2 separate regions of the Homo sapiens genome follow, and region 2 is linked to region 1. A link is an interaction called in ENCODE POLR2A ChIA-PET data of the cell type or tissue named here. Cell type or tissue: GM12878. All regions are shown on one strand. Each heading gives the region's core, and the rest is flanking DNA. Links, peaks and the distances in the headings are about the cores only. Region 1 overlaps LOC105369325 (a long non-coding RNA gene). Region 2 holds the start of SLC15A3 (solute carrier family 15 member 3).

Region 1 (8,328 bases), core at 206-8,205:
ACCCACTAGGATCCAGGATGGGTTAGGTCTGCATCATTTTAAGTCAAGCAGAACAGCAATTAAGAAAGGCAGCTGGGACAGACAAACTGATGGGACGCATTGGTGAGGAGGAAGGAAGTCCAGGAGGAAGCTGACTTGGAAATCCACTCCCCTTAAGACTACCCATACCCTTTTCTATCTGAAGATCACCAGCCTAGAACAGAGCTGAAGAAAGACAGATACTCTGTGTTGGAAATTGCAAAAGCTCTCTGCAAGAACAACTCCATCCGAACCCTGCCCTACGACACTCAACCAAGCTCTAGCAAAGCTTCTGGCAGCCTCAGGCCACACCCCTGGGACAACCCACCGCCGCTTTGCACTCCTGTGTGGAAAAGCTCAGGGCTGCCAAAAGAATTCACCATTTGTTCCAGCCAACACGTGAGGATAGACATTTATTTAAAAACTTCCAGTTGTACATCCTTTCTCTCTCCATTTGGGTCCTATGTGTGCCTCCTACAGCCCAGAAGTGTCTTTCTCAAGACTTGAGAACCATTTCTTTGAAATGATATCATCAGCAAGGATAGGGCCTGTCCCAGCCTCTGAGGGAGGGCAGGAGCCTAACTTTGATAAAGGCCAGTTAATCTACACAGCTGGCCTCATCACGCTAATTTTTCACTTCTCTGATTGTTTGAGCCCCGGTTCACTCCTCTCTACTCCCTCATTCTCCCTTAAAAACAGAGGGCACCGAGGGAACCCAGTCAGAGGCACCCAAGACAGGTGCGGTGGCTCACACCTATAATCCCGGCACTTTGGGAGGCCAAGGTGGGAGGATCCCTTGAGCTCAGGAGTTCAAGACCAACCTGGCAACACAGGGAGACTTCCATCTCGACAATTTTTTTTTAATTAGCTAGGTGTGGTGGTGTGCACCTACGGTCCCAGCTACTTGGGAGGCTGAGGCAAGAGGACTGTTTAGCCCTAGGAGGTTGAGGCTGCAGTGAGCTGTGATTGCACCACTGCACTCCAGCCTGGGTGAGAGAGCAAGACCCTGTCTCAAAAACCAAAAGGAAAAACAAATCACCCAGTTACCTCTGCACAAATCAAAGTTGAGCTCAGCTTACACTAGAGCCTCTTCCCTACTATAGAAGCTATCGCTGAATAGATCTGTGTTTACCACCTTTAACAAGGGCTGATTTTGTTTATCTTTGATCAGGTAATATCCTCTCCCTGGCAGATCGATGATCAATTACAGTGGGACCTTCAATCCAGATGGGGCTGGAGGATCCTTTCTCATGGTGATTGCTACACTGATCACAGAGGCCACCAGACCAAGAGGACACAGAGCTGCCCATCCAGACAAGATAAAACAGAAGCTGCCACTGCTCCCACGAGAGCCGCCTCCCACCGGAGCCTCTCCCCTTCCTCAGTGCACTCTTCACTGAGGATTTATTTGCTGGTGCTGTGGGGAGCCCAGGTCAGATGCCCTGGCAGGACAGACTAAATTCCTTCTAAATTGAGGAAAGTGCCTCCTGTTGTGGAAGAAAAGGAATAAGACCTTGGCTGGGCCCAGTGGCTCACGTCTGTAATCCCAGCACTTTGGGAGGCTGAGGCGGGCTGGTCACTTGAGGCCAGGAGTTCGAGACCAGCCTGGCCAACATGATGAAACCCTGTCTCTACCAGAAATATAAAAATTAGCCCAGCGTGGTGATGGGTGCCTGTAGTCCCAGCTAGTCAAGAGGCTGAGGCAGGAGAATCACTTGAACCTGGGAGGTGGAGGTTGCAGTGAGCTGAGATCGTGCCACTGCACTCCAGCTTTGGCAACAGAGTAAGACTCTGTCTCAAAAATAAAACAAAATAAAATTTTTTTTGAAAAAGAAAAAGAAACAAGACCTTGACATTTTGGACTGTTAAGTTTTCTCCATAAGGCCCACCTAAGACACAGATCACATTATATAGCAAAAGTGGAAGGGGACAGGGCAGCAGACTTTCCCAAGGCCACGGAAGCTAGTCAGAAGCCACTGTCCCTCTCCCACTTCAAACAGCCCTGAGGGCTATAAACACTGCGTGGCCTGACACGTGGCCAGCAGAGGGTGACCCCAAGTCCCCTGACAGCACCGATCAGTTCGTGTGGGCAGACCCTAAGAGCCAGCAGCCCAAAAATAGTTCTGGGCGTGGGAAGTCAACGTGAAGCTGTATATGGTGAAAATACAGGTTGAGGCTCTTTTGAAACAGAGAAGTGCCCCTTGCTATGGAGATATAAAGCTGTCTTGTGGTAGATTCTGGAAATCCCAAGGCTTAGAGCCCTTCACAGGGCATGGCAGGGCTGAGGGGAATGCGGGGAACGTTGGATGACAATGCTGGGGGCATGGATTCTTGGCCCCTAAGGAGCCCTGGCTGTGCCTCCTGCAACTCCTTCCAGGCCTCTGGAGTGACAGGGCATAATTCAGGTGCCAGGGCTCAGGCTCCAGGGGCCCTGGATAGGGTGTGGTGGCAGCAGCCTCTGAGCTAAGAAAGTCGATCATTCTAGAGCTCTAACCATTCTATTTAAAGCTCAAGACAAAGAGAAGGCGGGAAGGGAAATGCTCAAGGCAAACAACCTCCGAGCAGCACCCGGAGACCACGCCTGGGGAGGAGGGGCCCAGGCTGCTGCCAGAGGGCTCAGAAACGGCTGCTGTACAGAGAGAGCTCTGCACTGCATGGGGCTGAGTGATGCTGAGTGTGAGAAATGGAAAACATCCTCAAAGGCTATCAAAGGGAGATGGGTTCGTCGGTTAGACACACCCACAGCGGGATGCTCTGCAGAGAATGACGCAGAGCTCAATTTATTGGCTTGGAGAGGCGACCCCAGCCCATTATTATTGAGTTAAAAAATAAATTTAAAAACTGCATTGATAGTAAGATACCATTTATGTAAAGTACTCTCTCTCTCTCTCACACACACACACACACACACACACACACACACCCCTGGTATCAGAAAAGTCAGGAAACAGTATCAGGGCCAGCTTCACGTGCAGGGCCCCAAGCTTGGTTTAACACTCTGCTGCCACCATCTTACTTTGTAATTCTGTAGCTGGCCCTGCATGGAATAAGCTCGCTTAAAAAAAAATCAACTTTGATGAGAGATAATGTACGTACAATAAAATACACCCATTTTAAGTGGACAGTTGGATGAGTTTTGACAAATACCCATGCAACGACTTAAATTAAGATATAGAACCTCTCCTCACCCCATCAAGTGCCTCCCGCCCTGTGCGACCACACTCCCTGCCCCAACCCCACACAACCACTGTCACTGACACTGTCCCTATAGCTTACCGTTGTCATTTCCAGAATACGATAAAAATGAAATTGCACGCTGCACACTCGTTTCCGCCTTCTTCCCTCACAGTCATGGTCTGGGAGTCCACACTGTGTTAGCAGTGGTTTGCTCCTTTTGTATTGCAGAGAAATGCGGATACACATGTAGATGTACATATATCGCCATTCATCTCTTTCTCCATTAGTGGACATCAGGGTGGTTTCCAGTTTGGGGCTGTTAACGAGCAGTGCTGACGTGAGCTTTTGTGTACAAGCTGCGTAGCAACATATGCTTTCACTTCTCTTGGGCAAATACCTAGGAGGGCAATTATCGTGTTGTACGGTAGGTGTATGTTTAATTGCCTAAGAAACTGCCAAACTATTTTCCAAAATGTTTGGACCATGTTTAGATAAACAGCACAAGACATTTTTGAATACTATTGCAATATGTTTTTCTGCAACTCCCAGTGCAACAAACACATTTCAGAGTATCCAGAAATTCGGGAAACAAGGGTTAAATAGTGATTATTTATTGTACTTTGTTCAGGTTAACAATTGGACCCATTGCTTCAAATGTAGAGGTACTACGCCTGAAAAAGTGTCTAGCAGTTAAAGAAAAACATATTGAGCCCAGAATTTGGAGGTATAACAAATATAATGTTTTAAAATAAGTGTATCCTATGTTTCCTGAATTTTGGGCCACCCTGAGCCTGGAAAAACGATCAGAAGGGTCATCTCAATATGTTACGCATGTTATAATGATAGCTGTGGTTTACTTGCCAGCTATAAAAGCTACATTTATTTGTTGTAGAAGATTTAGAAAATACAAATAAGAATAAAAATATAGTTCCTATTCATCATAATGCTATTTTCTCCTGTGTGTTTTGCTAGGTGCTTGTGTATATTTAATATTAATCATATTTTTTATCTCACACTAACTTCCTAAAATATCTCCTTATTTACAAAAGCAGTACTCCCTCATAGCAAAATTTTAAAAACAAAATATTAATAATTTAAAATTAAAAATTGAAATAAGAGCCTCCTACCCAAAGTTAACAATCTGCTCTGCATCCTTCCAGACATTTTTTACACGGGTTCGGTCCTTTATATGTATATATGTGTATGAGCATTGCATTATAAAACATTTTATATAACATTGCGTTATAAAAACATGTATAAAAGATATGTTTTTGAACACATATATTTTAAAATTTATATCATTTCATATCATATTTTTAACTAGTAACAGGCATTAAATATTCTTAGAAAAAAGTTTTGAATATCTACATACTATTCCATTGTATAAGTGTGCCTTAATTTATTAAACTATTACTCAAATGTTAAAGCTCTTGGTCGAGTCTATTTGTGTGTGTGTGTATGTGTGTGTAGTAATACTGTGATAAGCACTTTTTGTCATAAAATTTGGCCACATCTCTAATTCAATGCATAGGATAGAGTCCTAGAATTTCTAGATCAAATTATATATCATATTAATAATCTTAAACAACTGTTATCAAATTGTGTCCAAAACGTTTTAACCAGTTTACCCTTCAACTGGTCAAAATTCAGTTCAATCGTTCTAAAATTTTTTAACTTTTAGAGTGAATAATCATGTCTCATTGTTGAACTAATTGACACGCTCATGATTATTACGGAGCTTAGCATTTTTTTCATATGCTTATTGGCCATTTCTACCTTTCCTTTTGTAAATTGCTTACACTTTAATCTATTTTTTCATTAGGTTCAATCTCTTTCTTATGGAAATATAAAAGTATTTAATATATTTTTTGAATTCCCAGCATTTATAACAGTGCATCAACCATTATAAGCACTTAAGAAATGTTAAATGAAGGAATATATACAAGGGATAGTAATCATTTTTTCTATATGTTGCAAATATGTGTTCTTAGCAAACAAATAGCTTCAAATTTTGCTCACGCTTTTTTTTAATTTAAAATAGAATTCAAAATGCTATTTCTATTTTTCTTCTGTAGCTCCTTTATAGTCTATGTCTGGTAAGTCTTTCCCTCATTCTTAAATCAGATAAGCTTTGGCCTATATTATCTTCTCTTTCTATTTTTATAAAATACTTAAATCTTATTATCTGCAAGGGCAAACTCTGTTTCATCACTCCCATTTTTCAAAAAATTCTCAGTAATTGTCTCCAGCTTATCCTTTAGGTAAACTTTAAAATTACTTAAATCCCCCCACTACACACATACAAATACCATTTGGGTTTAGGGAGAACTGCCTTCAACCTATAAGTTACGATACTTGGGGCCTCTGTCCCTCATTCCCCTGGGATCTTTATTGGAGTCAGCTGGAAGGGATGCCAAGGTCAGGAAGCCAATATGATATGATGCCCACAGCACCCCAGAGCTCTGCACCAGCCTCCAGGTTGCCAGGCGTGCTCAAAGATGATTCATTAATTAGTAAGTATTTTTAAAAGACAGTCATCACGTCCATGAGATCGGGGTCAAATAGGCACTCCCTTGTGCTTCAGGTTGGAATGTAAATTGAGAGACAGCTTTTAAAAGCAACTGGAAAATGCGTACCGAGGGCTTTAACAATGCCTGCGCTTTTGACCAGGAGACCCACATTTAGAAACTGCCAAGAAAACAGTGTAGACAAACATATACGCACAAAGATGTCCTCTACTATATAAGGAAAAACTAGAATGAGATGTCTAACATCTAGGAAACCCATCTGGTAAATGCCGGTATCTAGATCTAAGAGAATTTCATGCAGTTTTCAGAAGGGATTCTTCTTACAAAATCCCAGCAAGATGTACAGCAAACAAGCCTAGGAGGGCTGCCCACGATGCTCTGAATGGTAGATTTGGATGGGATTCTTTTTTCTCTTTCTAGTTTTTAAAATAGTTTTCCAAGTTTTGTGCCATAAACATGTATTTCCTTGATAATTTTTTTGAAACCTATTTTAAATGAGCAATTAACATGTTTAAAAATTAATATAGGCCAGGTGCGGTGGCTCACGCCTGTAATCCCAGCACTTTGGGAGGCCGAGGCAGGCGGATCATGAGGTCAGGAGATCAAGACCATCCTGGCTAAAACGGTGAAACCCCGTCTCTACTAAAAATACAAAAAAAAAATTGCCCGGGCGTGGTGGTGGGCGCCTGTAGTCCCAGCTACTCGGGAGCCTGAGGCGGGAGAATGGTGTGAACCTGGGAGGCGGAGCTTGCAGTGAGCCGAGATGGCACCACTGCACTCCAGCCTGGGCGACTGAGTGAGACTCCGTCTCAAAAAAAAAAAACATTAATGTAACTTTTTATTATAACAAATCCACACTCATAGAAAGGAAACAAGAAAAAAAAAGGCTAAACACTGCACAAAATCTCTAAAGAAGGTAAAAATAATCTGGAATCCTACCACCTGGAGATAACCACCTCTATACATACACATACCTATATGTAGACACACATACAGAGACACATGCATGTTATTTGCAAATTGCTTCTTTTCCTCATCAATATGTCATGGACATCCTTCCACAGCAATAAAAGTCCATCAACCTCATTCTTTCTTAATGGTCCATGTGAAAATATTTCCACCCATACATCTTGTCTTATGGACGTACCATTATTTATTTAACCAATGCTCTATTGATGCACCTTGAAGTTGTTTGCAATATTTCACTTAATCATTAACATACCAATAAATGATATGGACTGCGGGAGTCAGCCTCTGCTGTAGTGTTAATATTCTACTGTGAATTCACTATTCAGGTCAGGGCATCAGTTTCGTCCCTTGTAAGACAAGGACATGGCGATTCCTGAGGTGCCTCCAGCTGTAGTATTCTCTGATTTCCTGCAGTGGCAGCTGGTTTCTCAAGAATATGAAGTGCTCAATGTAATTTAGAGCAATCTGCACAGCTAAGAATAGGGATCCTCTCTAAAATGATACTGTGGAAGCCCTCAAATTACCACCAGACTTCAACAGTACATATTTCCCGATCTGCAGGGTGACTGGAAGGTGGCTTCTGATGCCAACTTGGGCTACAATCATGCTGGAATGCAGCTCTGTCTTCAGTCAGGCCAGTAGCATTCAAAGAAGCACAACTGTGCAGCCATCTGCCTTTCTCCCAGTGGTCGAGTTCTCTTTTTCTACAGACTGCTCTCAGAGTTCTGCCCATTTTCTTTACCTGCACTTTTCCTTGAACCTCAAACATACATACATATTAGGATGCCTTGAGCTCGGTGTTTGCTCTGCAGCAAATCTCTCAATAATCCACCTGCTATCAGCATCACACCCCTGACAAATGCTCCTAATGGGCCTCTTCCCAGAAAAGAGCTTTTGATGTTGCATAGCAAGCATGAGAGTGAGATTCAACCAGGCAGACTGGCTTTATCCAACCACAGTAACAACAAACCTTAACTGGGCACCTACTATGTGCCAGGCACACTTCACTTTTGCACATCACTTCATTTCTGAAGACTGGCCAGTTTCTGAAGGCAGTTAGGAAAAACCCTTGTTGAGAATTCCAGCTTTAAAAAGTGCCTCTGACTCTAGAAACCAGGTTTAGAAAAGCCAGTCCTCTGATGCATAAATCCCCGCTACAACAGTAATCGCACCTAGCAGCTTGTATCATTCACAAGCATTCACTTGCTTTGGCCCTGAAGAGCTGCTTTTACTGACTTGTGCTTTGGGGCAGACCTTCAGGAATTGAGGGATTTTGTGGGAAACAGCATGATGAAACTTGCTGTTTGTTGCTCATAAAGATGACGAGAATGTCTTTTGAGACAGTAGAGAGGGTCCTCAAGCCTCTGGGTTTGCCTCTTTGCCTTGGCCACCAGGAAGCTCAGAATCAAACCAGTGTCCCACCACCTACAACATGAACAGACCTTTTGATATGATGCATCATGTGGATAACTTTCTCATCAATTCATCTTTTCACCCGTGCTTTCCTATCACACAGAGTTCTCTGGGTTATTTTTCATCCTGCTCCGTTTTGTGTACTGTTGCCTCATACTTATGGTGAATGGGAAGGGAAATAAATGTTACAAGTCAGAGACAGGACAAAAGACTGGCCCCCTAG
Region 2 (8,328 bases), core at 191-8,190, 92 kb before region 1:
TATAATCAGAAAAAAGCCAATAAGATCTCAGTTTTATTGCACATTATTAAAAATGTTGTATGCATGTTACCGAAAGAACAGAAGTCTGAGCGAGAATTTCCTCTGCAGTTCGGAGAGGCAAGCAGAGAAGCCTACTGTGACCCATCCTTTCACCCCACTTTTGTCCCTCTGATATACAGCAGAGGTGGTCCCAGGCACAGCCCCAAGAGTGAGTTCTGGCCTGGTGAAAAAAACGTTTTTTTTCAGGCCTCCCAGCAAGGGCAGATGGGCTGAAAATCTTTACCCAGAATTTGGATCAATCAGCAACAGCCAGGCCCCAGGCCCCTTCTGGTCTGTTGGCTCCAGTCAGCTGCACTAGCTGCTTCCAAATCTCCCAGGCCCAGGTCCCAGATTCTGACTCAGCAGGTCTGGGGCAGGACCTGGGCATCTGCATTTAAAAAAAAAGCAGTGAGGACTAGGGGCCATTTCAATGGAGAGAATAAATACTTCTCTACATTGCTAAACCAGTCACCCTTTCCATGCCCCTGCAAATCTCAGGATCCATTACTGCCTTTCAAGTAGAGATTTATATTTCCACTAGCTAGGGCGATTTTGTCAAACTTTACTTTCTGTAGTTGCATTGGGGAAAAGACAAGTATTTATTTTTCCTTTTTCAAATGTAAAATTATAGTCCACACAGATGCACTTAAACCCGCATTCCATTGGAGATTCTGCGGGGTCCTCCTGGAAGTGGGGAGGGAGGGGCATACCAGCTCACTGATAATTCTCGCTCTAGACTTTCAAGCAGAAAATTGAATAGGTCCCATTAGAAGCAGCCACTTCCATTTATTAATTGGAAGTAAATGAATGTGACTATTGTAACTCTAAGGGGGAAGACCAGGCAGCCCATTCAGGATATAAATGAGTTCTTTTAGAATGAGCAGATGCTTTGTCGAGAGTGATGGATGGCCCTTTCTGAAATCAGCAAGTATGTGAAACACGCAGCTCCTGGGGTATAGCTGTTGCCAGATGGTGCCAGTCCCACCCACCCCCACATCCCCATCTGACTGCCCCCCTGAATTCTGCAGCCGCTTCCTGCCTGTTGTGAAGTACCCACTCTTGTTAACCCATATGCTATCTACACTGCAGCCGGAGCCATTTTTGAAGAGCTCAAATCCAGTGATGTCCATTCCTGCCTCAAATCATTTTGGTGTTTCTGCACTGTCCTAGGGATCAGGTCCCGACTTCATGAGGCCTTGTGGCCTGCCTTTGCTCCACCCAAAGTTCGTGCCCAGCCAAGGGGAGAACGTACAGGAGCTTCTGGCCCTGTTGATGCCACGGGAGGCTCTGCTCAGTGGCCTGGCCTCCAGAAGATCAGTTTTGCCACAGGGGGTACTAGATGGGTGAGGCTCTCTGGAGGTCAATAGGGTCAATGACACAGGTTAAGGGTACTGGGTTGGGGGTGCTAGTGGGATGTCAATGAAATAATAGGATTAAAGGAAGATGAGAGATTCCCATTGACAAATATTGGGGGTCTCTAGGTCAGAAAGAATGTCAACAAGAAGTAAGAAACGGTCAGGGCTGGCCGGTCGCAGTGGCTCACGCCTGTAATCCCAGCACTTTGGGAGGCTGAGGCAGGTGGATCACCTGAGGTCAGGAGTCAAGACCAGCCTGGCCAACATGGCGAAACCACATCTCTCCTAAAAAAATACAAAAACTAGCCAGCGTGGTAGCGGGCACCTATAATCCCAGCTACTTGGGAGGCTGAGGCAGGGAGAATTGCTTGAGCCCGGGAGGTGGAGGTTGCAGTGATCTGAGATCGCACCTCTGCACTCCAGCGTAGGCAACAGAGCGAGACTCCGTCAAAAGAAAGGAAGAAAGAAAGGAAAGAAGGAAAGAAAGAGAAAGAAAGAGAGAGAGAGAAAGAGAAAGAAAGGAAGAAAGAAAGAAAGAAGGAAAGAAAGAAAGAAAGAAAGAAAGAGAAAGAAAGAGAGAGAGAGAAAGAGAAAGAAAGGAAGAAAGAAAGAAAGAAGGAAAGAAAGAAAGAAAGAAAGAAAGAAAGAAAGAAAGAAAGAAAGAAAGAAAGAAAGAAAGAAAGAAAAGAGATGGCCAGGGCTGGCCTGGGGGCATGAAGTCATCATCAAAGGATCCTAAACAAGCTGGACAAGTGACTCCTTGTCAAGGACACTGGAAACTGCTAGGTGCTGAATTGTGGGTGCCAATTGGATGAAACGATCCTTTTGAAAAATGTCCCCTTTATGAGTATAATATGTGCAATCAAAGAACATTTGATAAACTGAGACAAGAAGAAAGTGCAATTAGTCCAGTGGCCTGATCATACCACTGTGACAATCTTTTTCCAGTTTCCTTTCGTTGACACCTCGTCTTTCCACATGGCTGCAGTCCTATCTGTATGCAGTCCTGCCTCCTGCTTTTGCTCATTTACACCATATGTGGTTATTTTAATAATATTACATTTTAGTCTAAATTATTGTCTAATATCCCACTGGGAACAGCTATCAAAATATAGCCGTGTTGTTGGGCATTTACTCATTCATTTAGCAAATACTTATTAAATTTCTTCTACGTGCCATGCTCTGTTCAAGGGGGAACGGAGAAAGGCTCAGAGGTTGAGCTAAGGGAGAAGACCAGGCAGCCCATTCAGGATATAAATGAGTTCTTGCCCATGTGGCTCCAGCTAGTGAAAGGCAGAGCTGGGATCTGAGCAAGTCGGCCTGACAGCCTCTAGCACTGCTGGTAGGAAGAAGCTGGCTTGCTCCTGCCCTGCCCGCACATCCCCATAACACACAGAGAGGAGGTTCATGGTGGGACCTGGAGTCCAGCTGCCTTTACTCGGCTCCTCGACCCTCCATGTCACCTTGGGCAAGTTGATTAATGCCATGAAACCTCTCAGTGTCTTTCTCTGTAAAATGGGCATAATAATTCCTACTTCCTGGGTGGTGAAGAGTATTAAATCAGTTAAACAGTGAAAGTGCTTAGCATAGGGCCTGCAAGTAGCTCAAAAAAGACCAACCTGCCTGGCGTGGTGGCTCATGCCTGTAATCCCAGCACTTTGGGAGGCCTAGGCAGGTGGATCACCTGAGGTCAGGAGTTCAAGACCAACATGGTGAAACCCCACCTCTACTTAAAAAAAAAAAAAAATTACAAAAATTAGTTGGGCGTGGTGGCAGGCCCCTGTAATCCCAGCTACTCTGGAGGCTAAGGAGGGATAATCGCTTGAACCCGGGAGGCTGAGGTTGCAGTGCGCTGAGATCGCGCCATTGCACTGCAGCCTGGGCGACAGAGTGAAACTCCGTCTCAAAAAATAAAACAAACAAAAAAACAACCATGGTTATTCCCACTGCGGTTGCCATCGGTTTTGCAAGGGCTAGCCCCCCTCTTCTTTCAAATCAGGAAACTAGTGCAGGCAGGGGACCTGGTTTGTCCCAGGTCACGCTGGGGGCCAGCCCTCCTTCCCTCCACACCCGCCGGAGTATGCCGGGGCAGGCCTCCTGCCACTCACCTGGTCGGCACCGAAGGAGGTGAGGTTGCTCCGGACGGAGCTGGCGGCCAGGCCGAGTAGCAGCAGGCCCGCGTAGAGGACGGGCGCGCAGTAGGGGCTGGGCGAGGAGCGCGGGCAGCCGGCCGAGGGGCAGGCAGGTCCCAGCGGCGACGCGGGCATCTCTCCGCAGAAGGAGCTGCGGCCGTCGGGGAAGGCGGTGGCGGGCAGCAGGCCCGAGGCGGCCAGGTAGAGCAGCAGGCTGAGCGCGACCGCGCGGTAGCGGCCCAGGTACACGTCGGCCAGCCAGCCGCCCACGGGCGCCAGCAGGTAGGAGGCGCCCAGGAATACCAGCGCGGCGCGCGTCGCCTGCTCGCCGGTCCAGTTGAAGTTGGTGCTGTTGAGGTACAGCACGAGGTTGGCGGTGACGCCGAAGAAGGCGGCGCGCTCCAGCATCTCCACCAGCAGCACGGCCGCGCCCGCCGCCCGCCGCCACCGTCGAGGGCCCCGCGCACCGCGAGGCAGCAGCGGCTGGCGCTCCCCGGGCACGCGGGGCTGCTCCCGGGCGCGCGGCGCGGGCATCCTGGCTCCGGGCTGGGCCCCCCGCGGCTCTTCTCTCCTCTCCTCTCCCCGCCTCAGAGCCCTGCACTCCTGCCCCCGGGCCTCGGCCCTCTCCCCCACCCAACTGGCTGGCCCTCCTTTCTCACCGCTTTGGCCCACCCTTCCCTCCTGTCCCCTCTCCCTTTCTTGCCCTACCCTTCCTGTCCCTCCGCTCACTACCCGGACTCTACCACCTCCTCCCTAATTCTCAACTCCCCTCTCCCTTCCCCCACCCCTAAGGCTTCCTCCCCGCGCCTCTCCTGCAGCTGTTTCTCCCTAACTCTCCCCTCTCCTCCCTCCACCTTGACCCTTCCTCGCACTCTTGTTCACACTGCGACCCTCCCTGCTTCACTTCGCTGCCCCTCCGCCTCCCTTTCCCCTCCCCGTTTGTCGCCCCTTCCTGTTGTCCCCTCTCCTTATGACTCCTGGCCTGCCCTGGGCGTGGGGTGGGGGCTCCCTCTGCCCCAGTCACCCTGCTGCCCCTTGCCGTCTTCTCCACCTCCTCCCTGTCCCCCTCACCCCCACTGCCTACACTCCCCTCTCAGTCCCCTGCAGCCCTCCCCCCAGGCTCAGCCTCTGTCCCTCTCTCGGCTTCTTGAGAAACTCTGGGCTCCCCTCGCTTCCCCTTTCACAGGCCCTATCCGCAGTCCCCTGCCTGCATCACATGGCGCTACTGGGTGTTTAGGAGAAGTGAAAGCCTGGGTCACAGGGCTCCTGCCCGGTCAGCTTTCTAAAAACCTCCCTCCTTCTCTACCTCTGCCTCCTACCCCAAACCCCCGCTGCTGGCCTCCTTAGAGCCAAAAAATTCCAGGAGGAATTTTTTCTTTCAGTTTCATTTCTCGCCAGGATTCCACTTTTGCTTTACCCTCTTCCAATCAAACTCCACGCCTCCACCCGAGGCGCCACGGGTAGAAAGAAGTGGAAAGGCTACCTGCATCATTTGGTCACACTCAGCCATTTCACAGATGCAGAGACAGACCCAGTGGGGCTAGGGCAGGAAGGTGGAGAAAGATTGGTTCCTGGTAACTGAACTAGGGGTGAAGCCCTGCCCCGGGCTCCTGAGTGGCAGGGAAATTCACAGCGCAATTCGGATTGCACAGAGGCTGCTGTGAGGAAGGAAGTGGGGCACTTTCAACAAGCCTGCGGGCCATAGAGGACCACAAGTGAGTCGGGATTGAGAGGGACACCGACCTCAGACTAAATCAGAGTCAGCCTCAGAACTCCTAAGCACCAGCCCCACCCTGACCTAGGAGCCCGGGGGATCTGGCCTCTGCTCTCCTCTGATCTCATCTCAGCCCCATGTTCACTCAAGTCCAGCCAGCCGGCCTCCCAGGTTCCCCTTCCATGCTAAGCTCCTCCCTGCCTCAGGGCCTTTGTCTTTGCTGACCCCTCTGCCATAACTGCTCTCCCTCCATATCCTTGCATGGCTGGCTGCTTCTCTTTATTGAGGTTTCAGCATATATGTCTCCTTTGTAGGGACCTTCCCTGATTTTCCCATCTAAGTAGTTTCCTACTGGATTCTCAGCATCCCCCATCACATTGTCTTGTTTTAATGTCTTCAGAGCACATATTACTTGTTCAGTTAGCACCAGTAGAATAGGCCCTCCATCAGATCAGAGACCTTTTCTAACTCTTCACTGTTTTATTCTCAATGGCTTCCCAGTGCTTGGCAAATAGTAGGTGCTCAATAAGTATTGCCTGAATCAATGAATGGAAAGAGTGTCCCAAGGCAAAATTTGTAAGAATAATAATATCAGGAAAGCTAAAGCTAAATAAACTGAGTCTCACAAAAGCTATAGATACCAGCAAAAAAAGCACTATAGATACCAGCAAAAAAGCGAGGGATTTTTTGTTGTTGTTGTTTGTTTGTATGTTTGTTTTGAGACGAAGTCTCACTCTGTCGCCCAGGCTGCCATGCAGTGGCACAATCTCGGCTCACTGCAACCTCCACTTCCTGAGTTCAAGCAATTCTCCTGCCTCAGCCTTCTGAGTAGCTGGGATTACAAGCGCGTGCCATCACGCCTGGCTAATTTTTGTATTTTCAGTAGAGATGGGATTTCACCATGTTGGTCAGGCTAGTCTCAAACTCCTGACCTCATGATCCACCTGCTTCGGCCTCCCAAAGTCCTGGGATTACAGTTGTGGGCCACTGTAAGTTTTTAACATGTTAGAGAAGCCAGGCCAAGAGGATGGTGAGAAAGCAAAGCCCTCCATCCCAGGTCTTCCTGCAGTCACTGCAGTCAGGACCATGTGCTCTCGTGAGGTGGGCAGAGCCTGGAGGAGAGAAGAGGAGACTTCAATGGAGCTGCACCATCCCTCGACTTGGAGGAAGCTTAGGTCATCAGCTGTGACGGTATGGTGACGAAGTTCAGATCACATCAGATCCAGCTCCTTCCTCTCTTGGCAAGATCACTAGGCTGGCAGATGAGCTCAGACTTAGCCCAGAGAGCTGAGTCTTACCCAGAGAGCTGAGAGAGTGCTGGCCTGCCATCGGTGATGTTCAGCGGGTGGTAGATGAAGGGAAAGGCTTCTAAAAGCAGTGTGGCCTGCAGAGAAAAACCCAGGAGAGGAAAGTAGCAAAGAAAAGAGGAGTGCAGCATCTTTTTTTTTTTTTTTTTTTTTTTTTTTGAGACAGAGTCACACTCTGTTGGCCAGCCTGGAGTGCAGTGGCACGATCTCGGCTCACTGCAACCTCTGCCTCCCAGGCTCAAGCAATTCTCCTGCCTCAGCCTCCTGAGTAGCTGGGATTACAGGCGTGTGCCACCACGCCCGGCTAATTTTTGTGTTTTTTAGTGGAGATGGGGTTTCACCATGTCAGCCAGGCTGGTCTCAAATGCCTGACCTCAGGTAATCCATCTGCCTTGGCCTTCAAAAGTGCTGGGATTACAGGTGTGAGCTACCGCACCCAGCCCAGCGTCTTTCTTACTGCCCAGCCTCCATCTCCAAGGTACCAGGGGGCCAGGTGCTGGGCTGGTTCACTGGGGAAAGTCCTGGGGACACATTTAGCTGGGGAGAAGGTAGGGGTGACTTGCCTCTTGCAGATAGGGGAAGTAATGTTCCAAAAGCGGACATGACTGTCACCCAGGGCACGAGTCACAACACTGATGACCAGTGGGAGGGAGCTGGAGAGCAGAATCTTAGAACTGAGGAGCCCCAGAGCTGGTGGGCCATGGCCGTGACCCACAGGTCTATGTGGTTTGGCTCTGATAGTGTTTAGTTACATGGTGTTTAGTTTTTGTTGTAGCTTCTGTTACTGTTTCTCTTTTTATTTTTTTATTTTTATTTTTTTTTGAGATGGAGTCTCACTGTGTCACCCAGGCTGGAGGCTGGAGTGCAGTGGGGTGACCTCGGCTCACTGCAACCTCCGAATCCTGGGTTCAAGAGATTCTCGTGCCTCAGCCTCCCGAGTAGCTGGGACTACAGGTGCCCGCCACCGTGCCCAGCTAATTTTTGTATTTTTAGTAGAGAAGGGGTTTCGCCATGGTGGCCAGGCTGGCCTCAAACTCCTGACCTCAAGTGATCCACCTACCTCGGCCTCCCAGAGTGCTGGGATTATAGGCATGAGCCACCGTGCCCGGCCATATTGTTTTTTAATTTTAAAACATTTTTGAAGTTTTAGTTATCTCCTTAAAAATTCAGAAGTATTGGCCGGGCACGGTGGCTCACGCCTGTAATCCCAGCACTTTCGGAGGCCGAGGTGGGTGGATCGCCTGAGGTCGGGAATTCGAGACCAGCCTGACCAACATGGAGAAACCCCATCTCTACTGAAAACACAAAATTAGCCGGGCGTGGTGGCACAGGCCTGTAATCCCAGCTACTCAGGAGGCTAAGGCAAGAGAATCGCTTGAACCCAGGAGGCGGAGGTTGCAGTGAGCCCAGATCGCACCATTGCACTCCAGCCTGGACGACAAGAGCGAAACTCTATCTCAAAAAAAAAAAAAAAATCAGAAGTATTAGCATGAAGATCCGGACTTTTGGCTACTCCTGAAATTGCAGAGGATCTGGCATCTCTGGGCCTGCATGCTCACAGAGAGCCAAGGGCAGCAACACTGTCTGGTGCGGTGACATGCTGAAGTGTCCCTGCAGATGCCTTGGTTGGAGGCTGGTGAAAATGAGCCTTTTTACCTGTGCATCTAACACAGCTACTGTTGAGTGTGAGAAGCACAGGGGCTGCGTCATCAGCGAGCTTTCTTAGAGAGATCACAATGAGGATGTTAGGTGAAGTGGCTTCTCGAGTCTCCTAGATTCTC

Evidence for each region. ChIA-PET counts read pairs that join two places held together with the same protein. Peaks named below come from ENCODE experiments on the same cell type or tissue, not always from the same donor. Only the 100,000 strongest peaks of a DNase experiment are listed, where the experiment ranks them.
Region 2: POLR2A ChIA-PET joins it to region 1 with 14 read pairs; 6 of 35 experiments call an interaction of 5 or more read pairs at or near these places.

The regions. Positions count from the first base shown.
Region 1 is chr11:61,039,772-61,048,099 of GRCh38, forward strand. The region is part of intron 1 of LOC105369325 (a long non-coding RNA gene); the gene reads right to left. Among named protein-coding and RNA genes, the nearest start is that of LINC02954, 11 kb to the right of the region's middle. In GM12878, for the core only: no CTCF peak of the experiment used is centred there; DNase peaks (open chromatin) are centred at 2,602 and 3,500; H3K4me3 peaks cover 1,779 bases; H3K27ac peaks cover 2,492 bases.
Region 2 is chr11:60,947,492-60,955,819 of GRCh38, forward strand. It overlaps SLC15A3 (solute carrier family 15 member 3), which reads right to left and starts at 4,685. Exons shown (of 8, transcript NM_016582.3): 1 at 3,503-4,685. The coding sequence starts at 4,060. RefSeq lists silencers at 3,968-4,127, 4,448-4,677 and an enhancer at 4,858-4,997. In GM12878, for the core only: no CTCF peak of the experiment used is centred there; DNase peaks (open chromatin) are centred at 4,760, 5,120 and 7,128; H3K4me3 peaks cover 5,246 bases; H3K27ac peaks cover 5,091 bases.